Regions from separate parts of the Homo sapiens genome. Here region 1 is linked to region 2. The links are chromatin contacts, found by Hi-C or POLR2A ChIA-PET in ENCODE. All regions are on one chromosome and are shown on one strand. Each heading gives the region's core, a stretch centred on a gene start or an enhancer-like site at or near the end of the contact. The rest is flanking DNA. Distances are from core to core; before and after follow the strand shown. Region 1 overlaps SPECC1 (sperm antigen with calponin homology and coiled-coil domains 1). Region 2 overlaps SPECC1 (sperm antigen with calponin homology and coiled-coil domains 1).

Evidence for each region. Hi-C counts contacts between places; a loop is a spot of excess contacts on that map. ChIA-PET counts read pairs that join two places held with the same protein, here RNA polymerase II (POLR2A). Pooled maps may share reads with other maps.
Region 1: a loop to region 2 is called in a map of chondrocyte, with 1.9 times the contacts of the local background. The contact joins two enhancer-like sites. A Hi-C loop is called at or near these places in 4 of 168 maps with a recorded cell type or tissue (A673, GM12878, chondrocyte and 1 more), 1 of 37 single-sample maps with no recorded cell type and 1 of 50 pooled maps. POLR2A ChIA-PET finds 5 or more read pairs at or near these places in 3 of 52 experiments (HepG2, Panc1 and activated naive CD4-positive, alpha-beta T cell).

What each region holds. Positions count from the first base shown.
Region 1 is chr17:20,089,307-20,093,569 of GRCh38, reverse strand. The region is part of intron 1 of SPECC1 (sperm antigen with calponin homology and coiled-coil domains 1); the gene reads right to left. Among named protein-coding and RNA genes, the nearest start is that of SPECC1, 82 kb to the right of the region's middle. Within about 2 kb of position 1,974, at least 11 of the 41 ENCODE cell types and tissues checked have a DNase peak (open chromatin) inside an H3K27ac peak, as active enhancers do.
Region 2 is chr17:20,041,321-20,045,749 of GRCh38, reverse strand. The region is part of intron 1 of SPECC1 (sperm antigen with calponin homology and coiled-coil domains 1); the gene reads right to left. Among named protein-coding and RNA genes, the nearest start is that of SPECC1, 34 kb to the right of the region's middle. Within about 2 kb of position 2,534, at least 2 of the 41 ENCODE cell types and tissues checked have a DNase peak (open chromatin) inside an H3K27ac peak, as active enhancers do.

The sequences.
Region 1 (4,263 bases), core at 725-3,224, 48 kb before region 2:
CCGTCATCTCAGCCCCTCAGCCTGGCTCTCTGAAGCCAGTTCATTTACATAAATGCTGTCATGAGCTGAGAGCAGCTATCCTATTTCATTCTGAGCCTGGCAAAGCACTGCTAAATGCTCTATGTAAATAGCTCAGTAACCCTACGAGGTAAGGGTCACCTCCTGCTATGATCTGAATGTTCTCCCAGAATGTACATGTTGGAACCTAACCCCCATTGTGGTATTAGGAGGTAGGGCATCTGGGAGGCAGAGCCCTCATCAATGTAATTAGTGCCTGAGGGAGCTTGTTTGCCCCTTCCACCAAGTGAGGGCACTGCAAGAGGACTCCATCTATGAACCAGACAGCAGGCCCTTGCCAGATACCAAATCTAGTGGCACCTTGATCTTAGACTATGCAGCCTCCAGAACTGTGAGCAATAAATTTCTGTTGCTTATAAGTCACCCAGTTTATGGTATTTCTCTTACAGCAGCCTGAACAGACTAAGACATATCCATTTCACAGGTGGGGAAACTTCATTTCCCCAAGGGAGGTTAAGCAACTTGCCCAAATCTCAGAGTTTATCTTGGAGCCAAGATTCAGATCCAGTTTAAATTGGTTCCAAAACCTACACACCTAAACACCAGGGACGGATGGCCTCTCTGAATAATCTTTGCTCCCTGGAGAGCACCAAGGCTATAGATCAAATGCACCTGGTCCAAATTCAGCTCCACTGTTGACATTGTGAACTCAGCCATGCTTTCTGAACATGATTCTCTACATCTTCACCCAATAAGATGGAGTTATCAGTGCCAACTTCATAAAACTGTAAAGATGAAAGGAGAACAAGTCCATCAGGTGCCAGGCACACAGAAGGCTGTTGACAACTATGAGCCGCCCTCTCGACAAAAACTGTTGATGGTGTTCAACGGAGCGCTGCTCTGCCTTCTGACTCAGCAGCACACAGTGATGGGTCAATTAAATGTGTGTTCAGGGCAGGAGGCAGACAGACATATCAGATCCAAGGAACACACTCTTCTACACAGAGAAGACTATTTTCACTTGGAAATGTGAAAGAGAGAAAGAAGCGAGGGAAACACACCTGCAGGGAAGACACTTCACAGCAATTAAAATTGCCCAGGGCTTAACAAATCCTGGCTGCTGAAAGATAAACACAGGTGGGAATGCTAGCTGAGTAATCGTTTTCTTATGGATATGAATTAGCCATACAAAATAAACAGGCTCCAGCCAAGTACAAGACAGTGAAAAGAAGGTTTCTATTATTAATCTCATGATTTCCTAAAATCCTCATGAACACCACAAAGGATCACATCGATCAAGGAATTACAGTTAAATCTAGGACCCCACACCCATGGTGGGGTGGGGGATGTCGTTCCAGGGGTGTTTTCTTTAAATTTGTCAAACATTTTATTTTCTTACCAAGTTTCTCTCCTCTCCAGAATAGTGTAGGACTTAAACTGCAACTCTTAAATTTCACAGTGTAAAGTAGAAGAGAAAGGAGGGAGGGAGAAAAGGAGGAGAGAGGGAACCCCTATTTAAGGAATACAATTAGGCGCTGGGCAACAGTTAAAGTCAGAGTCCACACGTCTCCTGCTCCCTGAAAACACGCTGTTCCGCCACTAAATTGCTGCCTTCGGAGCCTGCGTTGGAGAGGTTATCTCGGGCCTCAGCTTCATTATCCTTTTAAGGCAAGAAATAGAAAGGCAACTGGGAAACCATTCTGGACAATCAGAAAATAATGACGAGTCTCCAGGAGTGGGAGAGGGCACTCAGGGCTCGGCTACAAGCACAATAAGCACTGGGAAGCGGAAGAGGCCAAACCATTCAAGTCTGAGAACCAACAAAATAAGAATGTGCACATAGCTCAATTGCCAGGGGACTCAGCAGGAAATAGAACGTAAGTGAACCACATGTTGAAAATACTGAGCTGGAGCTTTTTGGAACATGGGTCGAATTTGCTCCTGACCTCTTCTACAGTAGTAGTTCTAAGCCCAATGGGCACGTGGCAATGTGCAGAGGCATTTACGGTGTCACAACTTGGGGTGCTACTGGACAGAGCCCAGAGATGCTGCTAGACATCGGTAACCCAAAGGGGAGCCCTACAACAAGGAAGCATCTGGCCTACAATGTCAGCAGTGCCACGGTGGAGAGACTTCCAGAGGAAGAATGAGAGCCCTGGGACACTGGCTCCTAGACCAGCCGGCACATGACATATCTGCTTAGCCTCACCACCTAACATGGAAACATTAACACTGAAAATCTGGTTGGGGCGCAGCTGACGGAATCCCAGACTTCAGCAAATGGCCACAGGAAATGCTTCAAAGCTGATTATTTCCCACAGTCTTGAGATGAAAAATCATCCCAATAGCCTCAGATTCTTTCCCAGTAAATAAGGAAAAGAACAGATTTCCATACAGCATCAGAAGAAAAATTCCAAAGTAAAATTCATTGATCCCATCAGCAGAAGTCACTGGAAAAAAAGAAGTGATAAAAACAAAAACTAAATGGAAAAGAACATTTGTACATCGCTAACCACACCACCTCAAACCTGAAAACAAACTTTGATAGTGGAGTAAGAAACTATGGACTCCTGCCAGAAGGTGAAGACCCATAAAGAATAGGGTGTAATCTGGAGACCCATAAGGAATAGGGTATAATATGGAGACCCATAAGGAATAGGGTGTAATCTGGAATAAGAAACAGAGGCCGAGGCAAGTCCCAAATATGAAATGCAGACCCAAGAGAGAGGCTATAATCTGGCAGCTATATTGAGACCAAGAGCTCACAATCACTGGTCTGTGACGTCCTTCTGTCTCCAAAGCTGCCTCAAGCAACCAGCATCCCAAAGAGCTAAATGACCACTAATAAGTAGTTATTCCCTTACCTGTAACATGGCTTCCATCAAAGGATTAAAGTGAATGAGCCAAGGCAGTAGGAAAAGGAGATGGAAATAAAATAAGAGCCCTTTTTTTTTTTTTTTGGAATAGTGTAAAATGGTCTAGTGCAAAGTAAACAGAATAAAAACTACAGTATAGGAGGGAACCAGAGACTTTCATATCTATCTAGGCTGCAGCATCTTGAGCCATATTTATCAAGTCCTGGCTCCGGGCCTTTGCACATGCAACTGCCTCTGCCTGGGACGCCAGCTGGGGAACTGAGGTGAGCTGAGAAAGGAAGTGTTTACAAAGGTGTGGGCAGGGCTTGTAATGAAAGGGAGAAGCAAAACGGAAAGTGCAGCACCCCAGAGCTAGGAAACACCTCATACGCATCCTCTCCCTCCCTCCAACCTGACAGCCAGTGCTGCCCACAGGCTCAGGGAAGGCATGGGACACAGGTACAGTGTCTACGGTCGCCTGCGCTGGTGCAGAGCTGGAGGAAGAAGACAGAGATGTGGTGTGGCAAACAGGAGGCCCAGGAAACCTGCCCAGCTCCCATGGCCCGGCTAACTTCAACACCACCTTCCAAAGTGTGCTCAAGTCTCTCCGCTCCAGAAAATCTTCTCCTAGTCTGAGACGGTCTCATACGTATGCCTCTCCTTGTTGGTAAGCCCTTCCCAGGGGCAGCCTCCTGGCATCTGCCTGTGTACAGCCAGCCTCAGCCTGGGGCACAGAACAAACCCTGAATAACCAGCTTCAGCCCGGACTTCCCTATTTCTGTCATCGGCACAGCCTTTCTCTTGCTCTTCCAGACTCAAAACCTCAGTCATCTTGGACTCCTCTCTAGGGCGCCCATTTCTCAAATTCACGGCTGTCCAGGCCAGCAGATCAGATGCCTGCAACATTTCCTGTAGGAGCCCTGCCTTTTTCTCCAGCACAGATTGGCATTAAGGCCCTCCTGGGCTCATCCGTTCCACATATTCAAGACAGATTTCTGAAAATTCAGCTGGGGTCAGTCATTTTCTGCTCAAAATCCTGCATTTTATCTTATTTACTCATTTATTTTTTTAGAGATGGGGTCTTACTCCATTGCCCAAGCTGGAGTGCTGTGGCATAATCACAATTCACTACAGCCTCGACCCCCTGGGCTTAAGGGATCCTCCTGCCTCAGCCTCCCAAGTAGCTGGGACAACAGATGTGTCACCACGCCTGGCTAATTTTTTTTTTTTTATATAGAGGCGAAATCTCACCTTGTTGCCTAGGCTGGTCTCAAACTCATGGGCTCAAGTGATCCTCCCGCGTCAAGCCTCCCAAAATGCTGGGATTACTGGCATGAGCCACTGCACTCAGCCCATTTTACTGTATTTTTAAGCTAACATTTAGCAACAC
Region 2 (4,429 bases), core at 1,285-3,784:
CTATAAGCACACACCTGGCCAACCCTGCCAAGTCTGGGCTCAGTAGGAGGAACGTGCTGAGAGCTAGGATGTACCAACTTAGACATTCTGTGGGATACAGATGTCCCTGGAAGGGTCACACCATCTCAAAGGCACCTGTAATGCCCACTGATTACAGCCACCATATGTGAGAGAGAAACTCAGGGCACTTAGAGAGTATAACAAGAACCTTATGTCATCTGAGATGAGGAATCCTCAGCCCTGCAAATTAACCAACTCTTTAGAACAACTGGCAAAACATAAATATCCACAACTTTTGTTTCAGTAATTCCACTCTTAGATATCAATCCAAAGTACATGAGACAGCAGATACACACACAAAATGGTATTTACTGCAGCATTGTTTATAATAGCAAAAAACAAGAAATAATCCATATGTCTCAATAGGATACTGGGTACATGAGGGTATGTACCCATCATTCAACCATCAAAAAGAGTGATATGGATGTCCACAGATGGACATAAAAAGCTGTGTGTTACGTGAAAACAAACTCAAGCAGCAGCAGGATGGGCTTATGATAGTCAGTATGAGCTAATTTCTGGAAAAAAAAATCTAGTGTGTGCACAGAAAACATCTGAAAGAACAGAAACAAAACTATCAGCAGAATATTGAGATGTTTTACTAAGTTGTATATCTATACTGCTTGTAATTTTTACCCCAAGCAAGAATTACTTTTTGGAAAAAGAAAATTCAGGAAATAAAGCATTTCTTTAAACTTCATGTTTAAACAAATGGTGATGGAATAAAAGAGTTCTTATTCATCATAAACACACACAGCACACATGCACGCATGTGCGTGAGCACACCCTTTACTTGATAAATACCATGTTGAATATTTTAGTCTTTCCTTTTAGGTTCTATCCCTTCACTCAAAATGCGGTTATAAATAAATGTACTTTTCATGTGCCTTCTGCCTAAACCCACTTTAATATAACTTTACAGTCCCATTATCATTATAGTCTCAAAGCTAGACTCAGCCTGAAACTACCCTTTCATTTGGAACCCTTATTAAAATGCCACATACAGCTCCTTCAAATAAAAACAAACCCTAGGACCTGACACTAGGCTTCCTTTGTTGCTACTCATAATGGCCAAGTTCTGTGCTTATAATACATCTTCTTTCATTTTATTGCTACATATCCAAGGGTTTTATATGTTTTTCTTATTATATCTTAATTCAAAACACCATCACGCTCTTTTCCAGATGAAAATAAGGAAAAGAAATTGAGCAACTGACTGACTTAAAGGTCATAAAACTATATAGTAGCAGAGTCAGCAAAAGAAGAAACACACATCTCCCAAGTAGAGGCTGAAAACCAGTACCATTCACCTCCAGGGTGAGCTATATACAGATTACAAAGTCACCTTCTCTAAATGTTCAAACTGAATCCCATACCCATACTTTACCACTACCTCGTAAGAACAGCCTCAGATCTTGTTATAGCCTTTTTTTTAGCATGCTGAAGCCAATAAAATGCTTCCCATTCAGCAAGAGAAACAAGTTCTGAAACACTGAATAATCTGCCCAGGGCCTATGAACATTTCCACTGTGAGAAATGTTCTCCACTGTGTGGAGAAGATCCTTACTCTTCTCCACACAGGCAGAACATTAGAAAAATTCTTGGATTCTATGATGCACAGCTTAGGAGTCTGTTTAGCACAATTTAAGTCCAAATAGTTATTAAATCCTCCTCTGTTCCAGAAACAGTGCTAAATACTGTGAATATAAAAATTGAAAAGATACTCTCCTGGCTCCCAAGAAAGTCAGCCAGATAGAGGAGACACAGGCACACAAATCACTGTCACATGAAGCTCTACCTCCCTAACTTCAAACGAGGGCCTAAGTCACCAAGAATACAGTAGCAGTTGTGACTACGAGTAACTACTATAATTCAATACTTTATCTTCCCTTAGAAAACTCTTCTCCCTTGGAAATTTATTTGCATTTCTAAATACCATTCCTTACTAAAAGGAAGCAGGGCTCCTTGGGGAAATAGCTGATTCTAGGTGTGGACTATGAAATGAAAATGGTGAGTCTGGGACATCCCATGTTGCCCAGAAATCAAGGAACTGCCCAAAGATTAACAGAGTCATGTTAAATGGACCTAAGAGTGAACCAGAAGGAGCTCACTTTGCCCCGCGTGGAACAATTTCAAGAAAAACATGACAGTAATGAATTATAAAACATGAATTAAAATACATATTGGTACTAAAAAGAGAACAAAAGGATGTGGCTTTGGATAAAGCTCTTCTTCATGGAAGAATACCAGCTAATAAATGTAAAGGAAATGAGAGAATTAGAAAAATTATCATTTTGTAAACCTTAATATATTCACCTAGACATGCTAAAACCACTGAGTAAAAGGCTGCTTGGGAAGAGGATGCTCACATGATCTCAGAGTTTCACACCACAGATAATTTATTAGATACAGGAAGGAAGATGTGATCAAGCTTCCTGTGACCCCCAGCCAGGCCCCACAACACTATGTGCCTCCTTGTGATGTGGGAGCTACACAGCATCGCCCACACAGCTTCTCGCCAAAACTGTTTGAAGCTAATCACAAGGGAAGAACTGGACAGCTTCTGACCATGAGACGCTCCACCAGACAACTTGCTTGGCCTCTCCAAAGAAACTTGCTTGGCCTCTCCAAAGAAAACTCAGTTTCATTTAAAAACAAAACTAATTATTTAAAAACAAACGAAAAGCAAGTTGTGGACTTGAGCTCCAGGGACAGAGCAGACATACTTTTCCCTGTTCTTCCCAGTAAGTGGTAATAAAAACCCTCAACACTAGATATAAAACAAATATAAGAAGGTTCTGGAAGGGGAAGAGGAGGCAGACTATCCAGGTGCCTTGAGGCCCACAGAACAACCCAGTGATGGGTTCACTGGGTCTTCTTTTTGCTTCATTATCTCAGACTTGGAGCTGAAGCAGCAGGCAACTTCAAAACACCAAGGGGCACAGATTGAAAAGCCCCAAGAAAAGCCTGCCCTCTCTAGCCAAAGGACCAGGAAGGAGACAGTCTAATGAGATGGAACACATTTAGACAGTAACTGCCCATTTACCAGCAATAACTGAGCAGGGAGCCTAGACTTCCAGTCTTGTGAGGACGTACCAAGGTACCCAACACCCCCACCAAGGCTGAGTAAGGACTGCGACTTTTATCCCTGCATGGCAGTAGTAAGGAGCCCATCCCTCACCCGCCAGCAGTGTCAGGGGAACCTGGACTTCCACTCCCACCCAGGAGTGATGAGGCCCTCCCTGCTGGGGTCATGTCAGAGGAGGCCTAGTGGAGATTCAGTGACTTAACCTTTTCCCAGAGATAATGAGGCCACCTTTCCTCCCTCTTCCCCCATGGTGACAGTGAAAGCACTGTGGCAAGCAGTAGGCACTCCTACCCCTCCTAGCCAGGGAGGTATCAGGGAGGCCAAGTAGGGAACCAGAATACCCACAACCACCCAGCAGCAACAGGGGTCCCCCACCCCATTGGGTGTCAATGGAAGCAGAGCGGAAAGCCTGGATATTTACCCCCATCTAGAAGTAACAAGCTGATGTCCCCCTTCTTCTACTACAATGGTGTTCAAAACAGGTTTAAATAAGGTCTAGAGTCTGATAACGTAATACCCAAATCGTTGAAGTTTTCATTGAGGATCATTTATACCAAGAGTCAGGAAGATCCCAAACTGAAAGAGAGAAAAGACAATTGACAGACACTAGCACTAAGAGAGCACAGATATTAGAACTACCTGAAAGGATGTTAAAGCACATATCATAAGCCTCAACAGGCTGGGCGCGGTGGCTCACGCCTGTAACCCCAGCACTTTGGGAGGCCGAGGCAGGTGGATCACAAGATCAGGAGATCGAGACCATCCTGGCTAACACGGTGAAACCCCGTCTCTACTAAAAATACAAAAAAAAATAGCAAGGCATGGTGGTGGGCACCTGTAGTCCCAGCTACTCGGGAGCCTGAGGCAGGAGAATGGCATGAACCTGGGAAGAGGAGCAGTGAGCCGAGATCGCACCACCGCACTCCAGCCTGGGCAACAGAGCAAGACTTCGTCCCAAAAAAAAAAAAAAAAAAAAAAAAAGCCTCAACAAACAACTACAAACGTGCTTGAAACAAATGAAAAAAAAATCTTGGCAAAGAAATAAAAGATATATATTTTGGCCAGGTGCAGTGGCTCACAGCCTGTAATCCCTGCACTTTGGGAGGCTGAGGCAGGCGGATCACCTGAGGTCAGGAGTTTGAGACCAGCCTGACCAACATGGAGAAACCCCGTCTCTACTAAAAATACAAAATTAGCCAGTCATGGTGGCACATGCCTGTAATCCTAGCTACTCAGGAGGCCGAGGCAGGAGAATCGCTTGAACTCAGGAGGTGGAGGTTG